2 separate regions of the Homo sapiens genome follow, and region 1 is linked to region 2. A link is a contact called in ENCODE Hi-C data. All regions are on one chromosome and are shown on one strand. Each heading gives the region's core, a stretch centred on a gene start or an enhancer-like site at or near the end of the contact. The rest is flanking DNA. Distances are from core to core; before and after follow the strand shown. Region 1 has its middle 130 kb from the start of OSTN. Region 2 holds the start of CLDN16 (claudin 16).

What was found. Hi-C counts contacts between places; a loop is a spot of excess contacts on that map. Pooled maps may share reads with other maps.
Region 1: a map of PC-3 shows a loop between it and region 2 (3-fold over the local background). The contact joins the enhancer-like site here to the promoter of CLDN16 in region 2. A Hi-C loop is called at or near these places in 5 of 168 maps with a recorded cell type or tissue (Calu3, HepG2, MCF 10A and 2 more) and 10 of 50 pooled maps.

Annotation. Positions count from the first base shown.
Region 1 is chr3:191,062,957-191,069,770 of GRCh38, forward strand. No RefSeq gene overlaps it. Among named protein-coding and RNA genes, the nearest start is that of OSTN, 130 kb to the right of the region's middle. Within about 2 kb of position 2,380, at least 2 of the 41 ENCODE cell types and tissues checked have a DNase peak (open chromatin) inside an H3K27ac peak, as active enhancers do; they include PC-3, where a contact is called at or near this core.
Region 2 is chr3:190,382,781-190,390,228 of GRCh38, forward strand. CLDN16 (claudin 16) reads left to right here and starts at 5,383. Exons shown (of 5, transcript NM_006580.4): 1 at 5,383-5,663. The coding sequence starts at 5,550. RefSeq lists a silencer at 1,520-1,814 and an enhancer at 3,640-3,934.

The sequences.
Region 1 (6,814 bases), core at 1,130-3,629, 680 kb after region 2:
TGCCTGTATCAAAATATCTCATATACCCGATAAATATATATATACCTACTATGTACCCACAAAAATTAAATACTAAAAAAAATTATATGTATATTCTGATTGATAAAGCTTGCTAAGATTTTCCAGGGTGAGAGATTTTGCTTTTACTTTTAAAAAAATTTTGACCAGATATTTTCTTTGTAAGAAAACTATTACTTAAATATCACACATATATTATTTTATTGTATATAATAAACTTTTTATTTTCTGCAATTACCTTAAAATAAAAAGTATGCCTTTTATTGCAAATAAGAGAGAATACAATGAAAATAAGTTTCATGGCAAATCGGTGAGATTTTCCCTACTTGATCTCTGCTTTCATGCTTTATAATTTGCACAGAATCCTAAGAACAATGATAGCTAAATGCTTATTCTTGTTCCATTTTTCTTCTTTATTCCTCTACTTGGAACTTTTAAATATACAGAATGACTTTTATAATCCTGTAGAGAAGATGGTTCACTATTTATAGCAATCTCAGTTATCACAAGGAAAGTACTATATGCTTTGCCCTGCAAATGTGCATAACAAATTTCCTATAATGTTAATATCATGGTCTTTGAGTGAAAAATTCATTCTTGCTTAGGGTTTATATTTTTCCACATAAGGAGGCACTCTTTCCTCTGCCAAGACAAAATGTGGCATGGAACGAATTCAAAGAAAATAACCTTTCCTAACACATTAATATTTTTGAATAAAAGGGATGAATAAAATGTAAAAATAGATATGGATCAAAAATAAGAATATGAAAAATAGTCATTTATTTCTATTCTCCAATTTGACTTTTCAAGCACTAGAGTTACCCTTTTTAAAGTTTTACTAACACTTTCAACCATGAATTCAACAATTTATTTACTTAAGATGAGGAATCATAAATATAGAAATCAAAATTTTGATCATAAACATTTAAATGTATATATTATCATCTCTTCCATTTATTCACTTGTTAATTTTTTATTTTATGTTTACTATCTGCAGGCATATGCTAGGTGTTTGCAACACATTGTTGAACAAAAGCCATGTGGTACCTGCCTGCTTTGAACTTCTATTTGCTCATAGGTTTTAAATCTTCATGAGGTCACAGATCTTTGGCCTACGCATTTTAGTTCCCCTCATGTCCAGCACAGGACTCTCAATTTATCTTATCTATTTCTTTCTTCACTCTTTTTTCAAAGAAATTTTCTTCTTTTTTTGAGGAGATCATTATCTACCTTGATGACGGAAACTTGTGTGTTTTGTGTGCCTCTGCAAAGTCAGTATTAGAATAATGTCAAGGACAATCAATCCAGGCATATACTGGGCACTCAATAAATGCTTATTAAATAAATAGATGGATAAATGTAGTTCTTATTTTAAAAATATTATTGCTCACCCCTGTAATCCCAGCACTTTGGGAGGCCAAGGCGGGTGGATCATGAGGTCAAGAGTTTAAGACCATCCAGGTCAACATGGTGAAACCTTGTCTCTATTAAAAATACAAAAATTAGCTGTGCATGGTGGCACGCGTCTGTTGTCCCAGCTACTCAAGAGGCTGAGGCAGGAGAATCGCTTGAACCCGGGAGGCGGAGTTTGTAGTGAGCTGAGATAGCACCACTGTACTCCAGCCTGTGACACAGCAAGAACAGTCAAAAAAATAAATTAATTAATTAAAAAAAAAAACACCTCAGAAGTATTTGGTATCAAAATGCAAAATATGATACCCCCATTCAAAATAAAAATAATTGTAAATAATCTGCAACACGGGTTAGATTGTTTTGAGTATGTATTAGTGGAAATTCTAAGAAAAAGACTCGTAGCAAAAATAAACCCAAAAAATCTTTTTGCCATCAGTTATTTTATAAATTTTAAAATGAAAGGAATAGGAACATTCTTTCAATCTAATCAGAGTCAGTGATTTTTAAAGTCCTGTATGATCTTCATACCATATCCTTAATGTTATGAAACTTTTTACTTTTGATTCATATTTATTAAGCACTTATGGTATACAGGCAATTATATATTCCATCATTAATATAATAATCCCATTATAACCTGTATCTCTATAAAGTCTATACCTCACTCTGCTTTGAATTGGAATCATGTGTCTATATCCCTCATTAGATTTTAATGACTTTTAAAGATTGCACCCATGTATTTTTCTTAAATGAGCCTACTTAAATATTTAAGAAATTTTAGAGAAAATTTTGGTCACTCTCTTTCTTTTGTATATCCAGAAAACTGAAAAAAAATGTAGCATCAAAAGTGGCAGACACTGCCTACAAAGATACCGTTTTACATTTCAGAACTCTGACTACCCCCGCCCTACTTATTGAACAACAATATGCTCAGGAATGATGAGTCCTCTACTGCCTCAAGAGGGTGATTTAAGTCTAAACCAATCAGTGTAACTCCATGTCTTTTGCTGGTGATTCATTTAGGCATATGCAAAAGTCATAGTCCTGGACAAATATATGAAACTGTTCTTTCTCAGATATGAAACCATTCTTTCTCTCTCTCCTTCCCTCTCTTGCTATCCCTCTCCTGCTCTCTGGCCTCACTGAGCTACTAAATTAACAAACAGCTTTATCTCTATGTGTGTTGTTACGTAAGAATATAAATTCATTTGTCTCATGCCAATGGAGTTGAGTTCTTTGTCATTCACAGACAAAAGCGTCCTGACTGAAATAGAATTTAGCTGATAGAGCAGAAGTGTATCGTTTGTTGCATAAGATATAGCTGCCTTATGATAGCTAGGGAAATAATTTTACTGTTTCCGAAGGTTATATGTTGAATTTGAACAATAAAGAAGATGTCTAGAGTAGACTATTTTCTACCCAAAATCACATCTTCTTTTCTATATCTAGGGAATCTTTCCCCTTATAAAGGGAAGCAAAAAGAAAAAATCCAAATACTGATTTCCTTGTCCTCCTTTCTTAAACGGATGAAAGTATAGGCACATAAACTTGTATATTGTTTCAAGTGTGGATTCAGGAACTAGCTATGTAGAAGAGAGAAGAAAATCATGCTGGCAAGGGAGGCTTTCAGGTAACAGTAAACCCAGTGTCCAGTATGGATGGCATTAATGGTACAATCCTAGTATTATCATGAGAATCATTCTGTGATATGGTTTCAGGCTTGTTTTGGCTTCATAGGCTCTAACATTAGATCTTGTGTCTTCTTGGAGATATAGAATATCCTTGTTTTCATATCCTTTCTCAGATTAAATTAGTCATATATAATTTTGTTGCTTGCAAAGAAAAGCTTTGACTAAAGTATTAATTTCTGAGAGCCTCATAGGAAATTATTCACAGAACTCAGATGCTCAGATGAGAACCTGGTTTCTGGTTTAATTTAATTGAATGTAGAGATCAAACAAAAAACAAAAAAGGAACAATGCAAGCATTTAAAAAACTGACTCTGTAAAAGAAAGACAAATCATGCACACTAGCACCCTACCAAAGCAATGCAATATTGTAAGTGTGTCAGAGGAGGAGTATGGGCAGTGGTAGGCCAAGGTTCTGAGTAGAAATCACATCTCTGAGACTATTTGAGATGGTTTTCAGACTGAATTGAAATGTTTCTTGGAACACGTTTTAAGATGTCTGATTTCACAGGTTTTAGTATGGTTAAGATAACCATTATGAAGTAATCAATTAAATCCAAGCAAAGGTAGATTTATAGTGGCTAGACTGAGAGATCAGAGTACTTTATAACCCCAAATTGTGAAAATTATAATTTTGCCTTTCTTTTTAGGTTATCCCATCTCCAACTCATACCTACAACTCCTGGAATACCAGGAGTTTAAACCTTGGAATTATTCACTAGAATGAATCATTATAGTGTTTACAAGGCACAGTGACTAATAAACTCAGCACAGTTTTCCTGTTAGTCATTTTAAAACTTTCTTAACAAGATGTTCTTTGAGGTACCTGTGTTAAAACATTGTAACGCCTGGGAAACCATGCACTCTCCCATGAAAGGGAACTCAAAACCAGAACATCACAGTAAAATTTGACATCTTAAAATGAACCCTGCCATAGGCTGATAGTTTAGAATCATACAATTTCAGAATTGGAAAGTAACTTGATCTTCTGGTCTGTTGGTTCTAATGACTTGCTATATATCTAAATCACTTTTGCAGCTTGAAAAATTCTAGACCTCAACTCAGTTAATGTCACCAGATTTAGGAAGCACTAACCCACCTAGATAGCTCCAACTACACAGCCTTCAGAATTACCAAGACACATTGTGGATAAAAAACCGATTTATTGATTATCTTAAAATATATGGGGGAATCATTTTTAATAATTACCTCTTCCCTATTTTGATGAGTTTATAAGAAATGACCCAAACAAAAGGAGGGCAAACAGCTGTAAAGTTGGAAAAACATAGAACATCCAAACGTTCTTTTGTTTTCAACGAAATAATAAGAACAGCCAACTCTAGCATTTAAATCTTTCTCATATGCAAAATACATTTACGATCCTGAGAAAACAAACTGTGAAAATTGAGAATAAGACATCTAAGCTACCTTCTGCTGTTCTGGAAAAAATAATGTCACATTACTGTATTGGGCAGAATTTGTTGTGAAAAACAACATAAGACTCCATGTGAATTACAAAATTTTTCTCAGCAAAAGAAAAATTAATCAAGATAGAAGGGAAAGAATATGGTAAAAATGCCAGTCACACCCTTGCTGTCTATATGAAGAGCCTTCTCTCTGTTATTATTAATTTAATTTGCTGTTTCATTTGTTAAATTGTATTCAGGCATTTTATATGGCACTGATTTCCAAGGCTTCATGTTAGATACCTGTCCAACTACTAGGGTAGAGCAGCACCTGATATACTCCTTAAATTTCAATGCATTTCTTTTCAGAAGGGAATTAGTGGCCAAATCCTAACCTGGTTTTTGCCCTACATATTCATTATTCAGGTTGAATTTCCCAAATATAAAATTTGGAGTAGGATGGTAAAAGATAAAATTGTCCAAAGACTCCCTAAAGTTTTTAAGTCCATTTACTATTCTAAATTCATTAATGTGAATGGATAGAAAAAATGATTCCTTTTGAACATACGTATACAATAGCTACTGAGTCTTCTGAGTGGACAGAACTAAGATGCCTTTACAAGACAGAGGCTTTTCCTAAAGACACAGAAAACATTATCAAGCAGTGTCCTCAGAAATTGTCTTTGCTGTCTGACCAACTCTGCTGCATCAATTCCAGTTCAGAAGAATGAGTTTTATCAGTTTTAAATGGAATTGAAAAGCATAGATGACATACAAATAGAATGGAACAACTATTCGTTGAGTCCTGCAATTTACCCAGAATACCCAGAGGCTCCTAGGAATTAGCTGGTAGGATACAGGCCAACATTTTTAACATGGCCTATGTAATCAGTCCCTGCCTGCCTGTCCTTTAGACATTATCTTGGATCCTACCCCCTTGCTCTCTCAACTTGGGCAACAGTGGCATGTTTATCCTTTCTCAGAGTCCTCTCAGCATAAACCTCTGCACATTATTATCTGTGTAGTATGGTCTTCTCCACTACTTCATGTCACCAGTTAATTTTTAATTTTCCATAAGATATCATCAGCTCAGGTTTTTTTCTTTTTATAACCAGGTTGGATTTATCTATTAGATGCTTTAATCATGCTTTAGCCTTTGCTTCACTTACCACGGTTGTAATTTTGCACGTGCTTTTGGCAGTTATTTCAGTAATATTTGTCTCCTTCATTAGATTTTAATCTTTGTGAGGGCAAGTCCATGTCTGCTTTGCTCTCCATTTTATCTCAAATATTGGGCACAGAATCTTACATAAGGTGACATGAGTTAAATATTTGTTAATGCCTGGATTAACCACATTAATAACTCGCCATATAATAATATTCCTTCAAATAGATTAAGAAACCAACAATTAGAGAAAACTAGTATTTTGCCAGAATGATCACAGCTATAAAAACTAAACAAACGATGTCCAGCCAAATTATCAGAATCTAATTTCAGTGGCTTTTCTCTCCTGCAAAAGTCCAGTCCTTTTAAGGGATCATATCAGTTAAGCTTTCAGCATCAGTGAGTGTAAGCAAACTGTCTATTGTCAATGTTTTCAGCCAGAAAAACACCAGAAGCATATCTATATTGAACAAACTAGTTTTATTACTCATTGCAATGGGAAATCATGACGTGTCTCATGGGGAATCATGGTGTGTCTCCATGAGACGGTGGTAGAAAGAACTTAATATAGGGTTTAGACTTTGTTTTGAAAGAGAGTTTAGGAGAAGGTGAAAGGAAGTGGGAATTTCAGAAAGCAGGGTAATTCTGTGATTGCGCATCTTAACAAATCTGATATATGTATAGAGAGAGAGAGAGAGACAGAGAGAGAAGACCAGAATGATGATAAAATTATCCTTGGTAAAAAATAGAGGTTATTTCTTTAGGACAAGAAAGGAGGAGTTGAGTTTTTGATAGATATTACAGTGATCTTGTTTTTGTCTGTGCTTAGACAAAATGATGACGTAAGTAGCCTTGCTTTTTCTCATCTTATCATGGCCTCAATGTACCCTTTCTCTGGAATTAGTATGTTGTAAAATTGTTTATGTTTAATAGGAGAATTATATCGCTAGCTGAGAGTGCCAAGTCAGCATTTCAATGTCAGGGGTTGTTTTTTCTTTGTTGCTGTTGTTGTTGTTGTTTTTTCTCTCTCTCCACCAGTATAATAAGATTCAGTGCAGTTAAATATGTGGGAAAGTATTTAAAGATGGAAATTTGAGATTGATCAGCACATAGAATTTTCAGAT
Region 2 (7,448 bases), core at 4,133-6,632:
ATTAAAATACTCTTTTTGTCCCAATTTCCTTCAGTCATGCTTCATGTGAGATAGTTGCCAGATAGTTGCCGATCTCCTCATTAATCTCACTAACTGGAACCTTCTCTAGTTGGGCTTTATCTTAAATAGTGGTACCCAAGAGTAAACACAACAAATCCAGGTGTGGGCTGCCCGTAATGAACACTAGACTTCCAGTGCAACATCACATAAGCTAGTGTAATAGGATTTTAAATTAGAATCATTTCTGACTCAGTTTTTACTGAATCCACTAGACAATAAAGACCAAGTTCCAAAATGAAACAAGAGACCTATGCCGGAGTTGCAAAAATGGTGTCTGAGAACCAGTTTTGCAGCCCCTAGTGGACCAGCTATCTCTCTCCCTTTCAAAACAAACAAACAAACAAATAAACTTAACCCCAAGAAAGGAGTTAGAGTTTAGGAGATAATTTTTGGAGGGAGCTATTGATATGTACTGAGTACCACTTTTATGTCACCACGGAGGGGGCAGACACTGGGAGTTCTTGAATCTCACTTTAAGCCTAAAGAACAAGGCTTCAGTTCATCTGCTCTGAACACTTGGTGTTTGCTCCCTGGATCTAGAGAAACACGGTAAACCTGTGCACTTCTCCAGCTAAGAAATCTAAGGAACAAAAGTTCTAGCAGACACATTGCCTACATGATGGAAGATGACTGCATGATGGAGGAGTGGCTATAAAGAGATTTGGCCTATGTACAGGGGTACAGATACTCATATCACTGGAAGGAAGCGGTATCTTTGTGCTTTGAAATGACTAAAATACATTATATTACCTGAAACATTACCTGAAAATGACATAAATGTCATAGAACTTGCCCTATATTTTATTCAAGGGTCAGGGGAAGAATAGGCCCAAACCAAATGGATTTGAAAGCACCATAGGAGACAAAAATGAAATTGTTTTATGACTACACTTTTTCTTTCCTTTGTTTTCAACTTAGTAAGTTGTTTTATATATAGATATAGATATACATACACACACATACATGTGTGTACACACAAACATACATACATATGTATATGCATGGCACATATATAAAACAGCAAACTTATAAAAATCATACTAACTACAATTTATTGCTTATTTATTGAGTTCTATGCACTTCATTAAGACCTTTACAAACGTTATTCATTTTTCACAGCCATTTTATGGGACAAAATTCATAATTCTCATTTTATTGACAAGAAGGCAGCCTCAGAAATGTTAACTAGCTTGCTCAAGATCTGTCATATATAAATGGGCTTAGCCTAAACTCGAGTCAGCCTGACTATGAGGTCCAAGCTTTTAACCACCGCTTTTTTTATATTAGTTATAGCTAGCATGGCCTTTCAGAACAGCAACTGATTTTATTGTTTAGATTTTTCCAATATGCACTGGAAATTTCAAAGGGAGTTAGAAGACTATTTATAGGATATGGTATAAGTCAGTTTACTCCTTCTAATAACTCTTATTATCCTAATAAATATAGAGGGAACATTTTGTGACATTAATGGAAACAACAGAACTAACACAAAAATATGCTGTTCTTGACACAAGAGCTTGCTGTTCTGTTTAACTGAAAATGCAAGGCTGCTTCCACCTGCAGACCAAAAGGACAACTGCAATACTTCCAGTTCTACAATTACTTCCTTTAATAGACCAACAGCCACGGTGCTAGATTAAGGGTGTCACTCAACTGATCGCCAGGTGGCTCTAAAGCCTCATCCAGGAGTAGTGCAAGCACTGGGTGAGTAGGAACATGGTGCATAATGAATTGACCAAACTGTTGGTCTTAGAGATCTTGCAAAATCAATAGCCCTGGAGCTGCAAAGATGATTAGGACACTTTTGCCAGCCTAGTATCCATCCTGGAGGACCCTGAATGTTTCAGAAGGGGAAAGTCCAATATTACTCCCTCTTCTGTAAAATGTGGGGGCTCTGAGAATTAAATTATTACACATTTGCTGAGAGCCTACCATATGCCAGGTAGAATTTTAAGCATGTGGGATGCACTGGTGAACGAAAGATGTCTGTCTTCACAGAGCTTAGATGAGATAATATATCTGAAAATATTTTGTAAACCTTATTGAGCAACACACAGTAATAACTTTTCTTCATGTTTATAATAAATTGGAAAACACATCATATTTCTAACTAATATGCCTATATACTCTTATTGGGAGTGGTATTATAGCTTAAGACTGTTGTCAGAATTACCTGAATGGAGTTCTTTACTTCCTGCTTCTGGTCCACTCACTGAAGAGTAAACCTCTCAAGGACTAGGATGAGTTCTTCCAACCGTTTATTTTCTCTGTGTCCCAAGAGAAAGTACTAGAGTCAGAGTACACTGTTCATAAATGTGTGCTGGATGGAATGGAATTAAACTATAAAAGAGTTGATAAACCAAAATGTTGAAGCCTAGGGAGGGTCAGAATGCAAAAGAGATGTGTCTATATAGATTGGTGAGCAGTTTATTCTGCATCTGTGCCCTCCATCCTCACAACACCCTACACATTTCTTAGAAGTGCACTCACATCCCATCCATGAAGTGTTTACTGCTCTATCAGTTTGCATGACTCTCCTTTTTGTATCTCCTATTACATTATGGCCTCACTCACAGAAATTCACATGCAAGCCTGAATGTTTTATGTTATTCTCTAAGAGTAGTAAACTTAAATTCAGGAACAATTCTATAGCCACCTGAATAATTCCCCACTCCCTATCACATACAATGTTCAGTGACCATTAGGAGCGAATGAATGCTATAGTCTAGATTTTTTTTTTTGTGAAAGAATCTATGATTTCCAGAGATATGTATGCACATGTGTGTGTTTGCATATGAGAATGCATATGCTTAGCATTTTTTGGTCTTTATTTCTTTCCATTAAGTTCTGATATTTGGATTTGGGACCTATTGGTGCTAGTTAGGGAAGAGTTTGTAGCAAAGATGGAATTCTGATACCCTCTTTTCTAAAACTTTGTCTGTGATTTGTAGTATATAACTCTTAAAAAATTGTTTTTCTTTTGTTGTTCTAAACTCATCTCTCAAAGTATGGCCATCTGTTTCAAAATCAGAATTTTATACAAAACACATGTAAAATATGAATTCCTGGCTTCCACTCCCAATTTCCTGAATCCAAATGTCTGGGAGTGGAATTCCTGGGTTTGCATTTATAACAAGTGGCCTTACAGAGTCCAGTGTACACTCAGGTTGAAGAACTACTGCCTTGGAGTGCACTGTTAGCAGGTAAAGTACACTGTGAAAAGTCCCTGTGTGAAATGTCAGCAACAAGTCCAGGACTTTTCCTGCAAAGGGCATGTGCTTTTGGAATTGGTTTGCTCTCCCAGATCAGCAGAGTAAATCTTAATAGCATTTCAGATTTTAGGGCACAGGGAAAGATTCTCTGTGACTCACCAAAGCAGCATGTTTGTATTCCGTGGGCAATGACATTCTTTGAATGAGCACTTAAAAAACAGGTATTTTTTTTCCAACTGTTAAACAAAATAAGTAAAATAAAAGCATCTGTAATGTACCTCGCAGATAGTTATAACGATCGCTAATGTGTACAGTAATCACCCCTTCTCCTTGAGGAATATGTTCAAAGACCCTCAGTGGATGTCAGAAACGAAGGACAGTACTGGATCCTACACACACTATACGCAACAGTAGGTCAGATCACCGAGGCAGCTATTAAGTGACTAAGGGGTGGGTAGTGCATACAATGTGGAAATGCTGGCCAAAGGGATGATTCATATCCCATGTGAAGTGGGATGGCTTGAGATTTCATCACGCTATTCAGAACAGTGTTCAATTTACCACTGATGAATTGTTTATCTATGAAATTTCCCATGTAATTTTTGCAGACCATGATTAACCACTGGTAACTGAAGCCTCAAAAGGGAAATTCTGGATAGCAGGGGTGGTACTGTAGACCCTATGTATAGAAATAATTAAGCTTATATTCCACCTATGGTTTTCCATGCAGCTTTTACATTTAAATTTACGTTTTATATACTTGAATAAAATGAATTAAAATTAGAAAAAACAAAGTTTAGCCACAAAAAGTTTATTATTGTAATATATTTTGAAAAATGGTTTATCAATACTGATTTTAGCCTTTTATACTGTATATTATGATCAAATAATTTTCAAATGGAAAAAAGTAATCCTTTTATAAGCTGTTGGTAAAATAAGAATCTTAGTAGCTGATTCATGCCAGAGTAATTACCTCTTTCTGGCCTTTTCTCTGCTCCTTTCTTTCTCTCCCTCCCAATTTCTTTCTCTCACTCTGTCTCCCCTTTGACATTCTCTCCTACATTAAGAATCACCACTTTGTTTTTACTGTTCTCATTCAAAATTTTTATTTTAGTATATAGAAGTCTACCTGATGAAGAGAAAATGTTGATATATGTGCTTTTTAAAGCATATTAAAGAGTATTGGTTATGGAATTTGTAGACCCATTAAGGATACCTATTCAGATACAGATAAAATTCCAGTTGCCCCAGTTACATATTAAAAACTTTTTTTTACAAAAAAGAAACACACTTTCTTCCTAATATAACAGTTTTTTTTTCTTCATTAGACGCGTTTTCAAACATTGGTCCATGAGGGAAAAGTAATAATATAGGAAATTCTTAGTCATGTTAATATTTTCCATTTAGCTATTACTGACAGATGCTATTCTAAGCGACTTACAGGCACAATATCTTTTATTCCTCATATGAAGAACAAGCATTATATAAAGAAAATATTAATACATGCATTTTCAGAAACTACAGCCCAAGGGCTCTCAGACCATAAATTCAGAGCAAGAATTTCCACCCAGAGCTGTCTGCATTAAAATGCACACTTGTTCCCACTCTACGATGCTGAAAGGTTAGGAGCCTTGGCTGTCCCTACTGCCCAGGTGCTACAAGTCCTTCATGGGGCTGTTCTACGCAACACTTTGGAATGCAGACTCCCTTGAGCGAGCACTTGTTTAGCATAGTTTCACCAGTGGCCTGTCTGTCTAAAGTAGTCGGCGAATATTAAAATAGTCCTAACAATAAAATAACACTCAGTCAACCGTGTAGCCTTCTTCCGAGTGGGGAGGAGAATAGCTCACTCTCCCTAGAGGGCCTAAGAAAGATCAGTTTACAGGTTCCAGCATGGGGTGGGACCCTTCCTCCTTCCCCCGTCTTGGCACTGGCACTTGGTCTGGTGACCACCACTAGCCCACAGTTGGGTCAGAAAACGTTACAGAACTCCTCTCTCCCCCACCCGAAACACACTCAGCCCTTGCACTGACCTGCCTTCTGATTGGAGGCTGGTTGCTTCGGATAATGACCTCCAGGACCCCACTGTTGGTTACAGCCTGTTTGTATTATTCTTACTGCAACTCAAGACACCTGCAGCAGGGCGTGAGAAAAAGTAAAAGACCAGTATTTTCACATTGCCAGGTACCAGAAACACAGAAGACTGACACCCGCCACTTAAGTGGGGCCAGGGCTGGTGTCTGCCCATGTTGCCATCCTGATGGGCTGCTTGCCACAATGAGGGATCTTCTTCAATACATCGCTTGCTTCTTTGCCTTTTTCTCTGCTGGGTTTTTGATTGTGGCCACCTGGACTGACTGTTGGATGGTGAATGCTGATGACTCTCTGGAGGTAAGAAGATAGCAGCTTCTTTTCATGATCCAGGCCAGCCCAAATTTTCGCTAAGTCCCAACTGCCATGTACAACATTCAGTATCTTTACTAAGGCTAATGATACCAAAAATAGGCAACATGGACTATTTATTGAGTCTTTACATTATTAGCTCATTTAATCCTCATAGTTAATTTATGAGGTAGGTCTTGTTATCCCATTAAACAGATGAAGTTACTAAATAGTTCCTCCTTTTTTCACAAGGATAAATTTCCACAAGGGTAATTAAGTGATCTCTGCTACTGAGACCTCCAGAAATTCACGTCTTCCATTGCTGCATATATCATATTGAGTAACATTTCAGTACCACCCTTTTTTCTAAGATAAATTTTTTACTCTTGATGACAGCATTAAGAATAGTGTGATAGACTTTTTTTAAGGAGTGTTAATAATCTAAAACGTTGAGAAAGAAAATGCAAGGCATGCAAAACCTACCCAATTAACATGCAAGAGGAAAAAACATTATCTTAATGATTTCCAAGTAAAAGAAAAAATGTTGAGGGAGAAAATGTCTTTCCAGTGCATCCCAATGTACGGGGGACAGGCATGGATTTAAATCCTCCCTTAAAATGAGTTGCTCTAGGGAACTGACTACTATTCAAAAGATGAGTGAGTGGGTTCACATTTGAGGATTTTATTTTTCTCGCTGGAGAAGCTCAGAAAGAAGTAATTTTGAAGTTCAAAACCATTACCTGTGGCCATAGGAATCTGAGAGAGGCAGAACTGAGTAAAAAATCAAATCTTCAGAATTAGCTGCTGTTCATTAATGAGGCTTAGGAAAACACAGGTAAGAAAAAGAAACAATATTTCAAGAGCTCAAAAAAAGGAGTATATAGCAAAACAATTTGCTTTTTAATGTGCATCCTGAAGGGAACAATTTACCCTAGCAAATGCTATAATGTCACCTCTATAAAGTTTAAGAAAGATACTCGACTGAGTTTATATATTTTTCTTCTAATTTTCTTTATTAAACTCTCAAATTGGAGTTCCAAATGGAAAGTAATAATGATTCTATTTTGCTGTGCATTATTTTTGCTGCTCGCTTTTTCTTGCTTTTAATTTGCCTCTGACTTGAACATGGCATTTCAAAACCAATGGAGTTAGGAATACCTCTTTAATGCTAGAAAATTACATTTCCAAAAATTGTGATAGAATTGAACTACTGTAAAGGATGTCTGCTATAAGTGAGCCCAGTGATGCATTTTATCTGGCCATGAATATATGCAAAGAATGAAATAAATGCCCTTTGAACAGTGCTCAGGGAAAAGTGCAGATAAAACGTTCTGCTGTCATTAGTTTGCCATTATCTAGATGGCCAGTGGTAGGTGATGAATACAGAAATATGTTTAACTTGAGCATAATTATAATTATGTTTTTTAAAATACAAAAAAATGTAAAATCCCATCTAGGGGCATTGTTAAAATATTTTCTAAAACAATTTAAAAGTCTTTCTGCTTAAGCTGACATAATTGCTAACTTCATTTGATAAGAAATAGTTTTAGAAAGGGTCAAACCTTGCTGAGAGAGAGATTGAGAGTCCTGGAATTTAAAGTGTCTTCTTTCATTTTAGTATAACCAACCAATTTGCCATCTGTCCCATGAAAGAATACTTCTAGTTAAAACGAATGGAATGAGCAGTCCAGGTTACACACCTCAAGTAAACCCTTGCTAACCTTGAAAAATAGTTAATATTTCTTAGCTTCCTTCTTATTTCCCATACTTAAAATGTATTGCTATAATATTCCC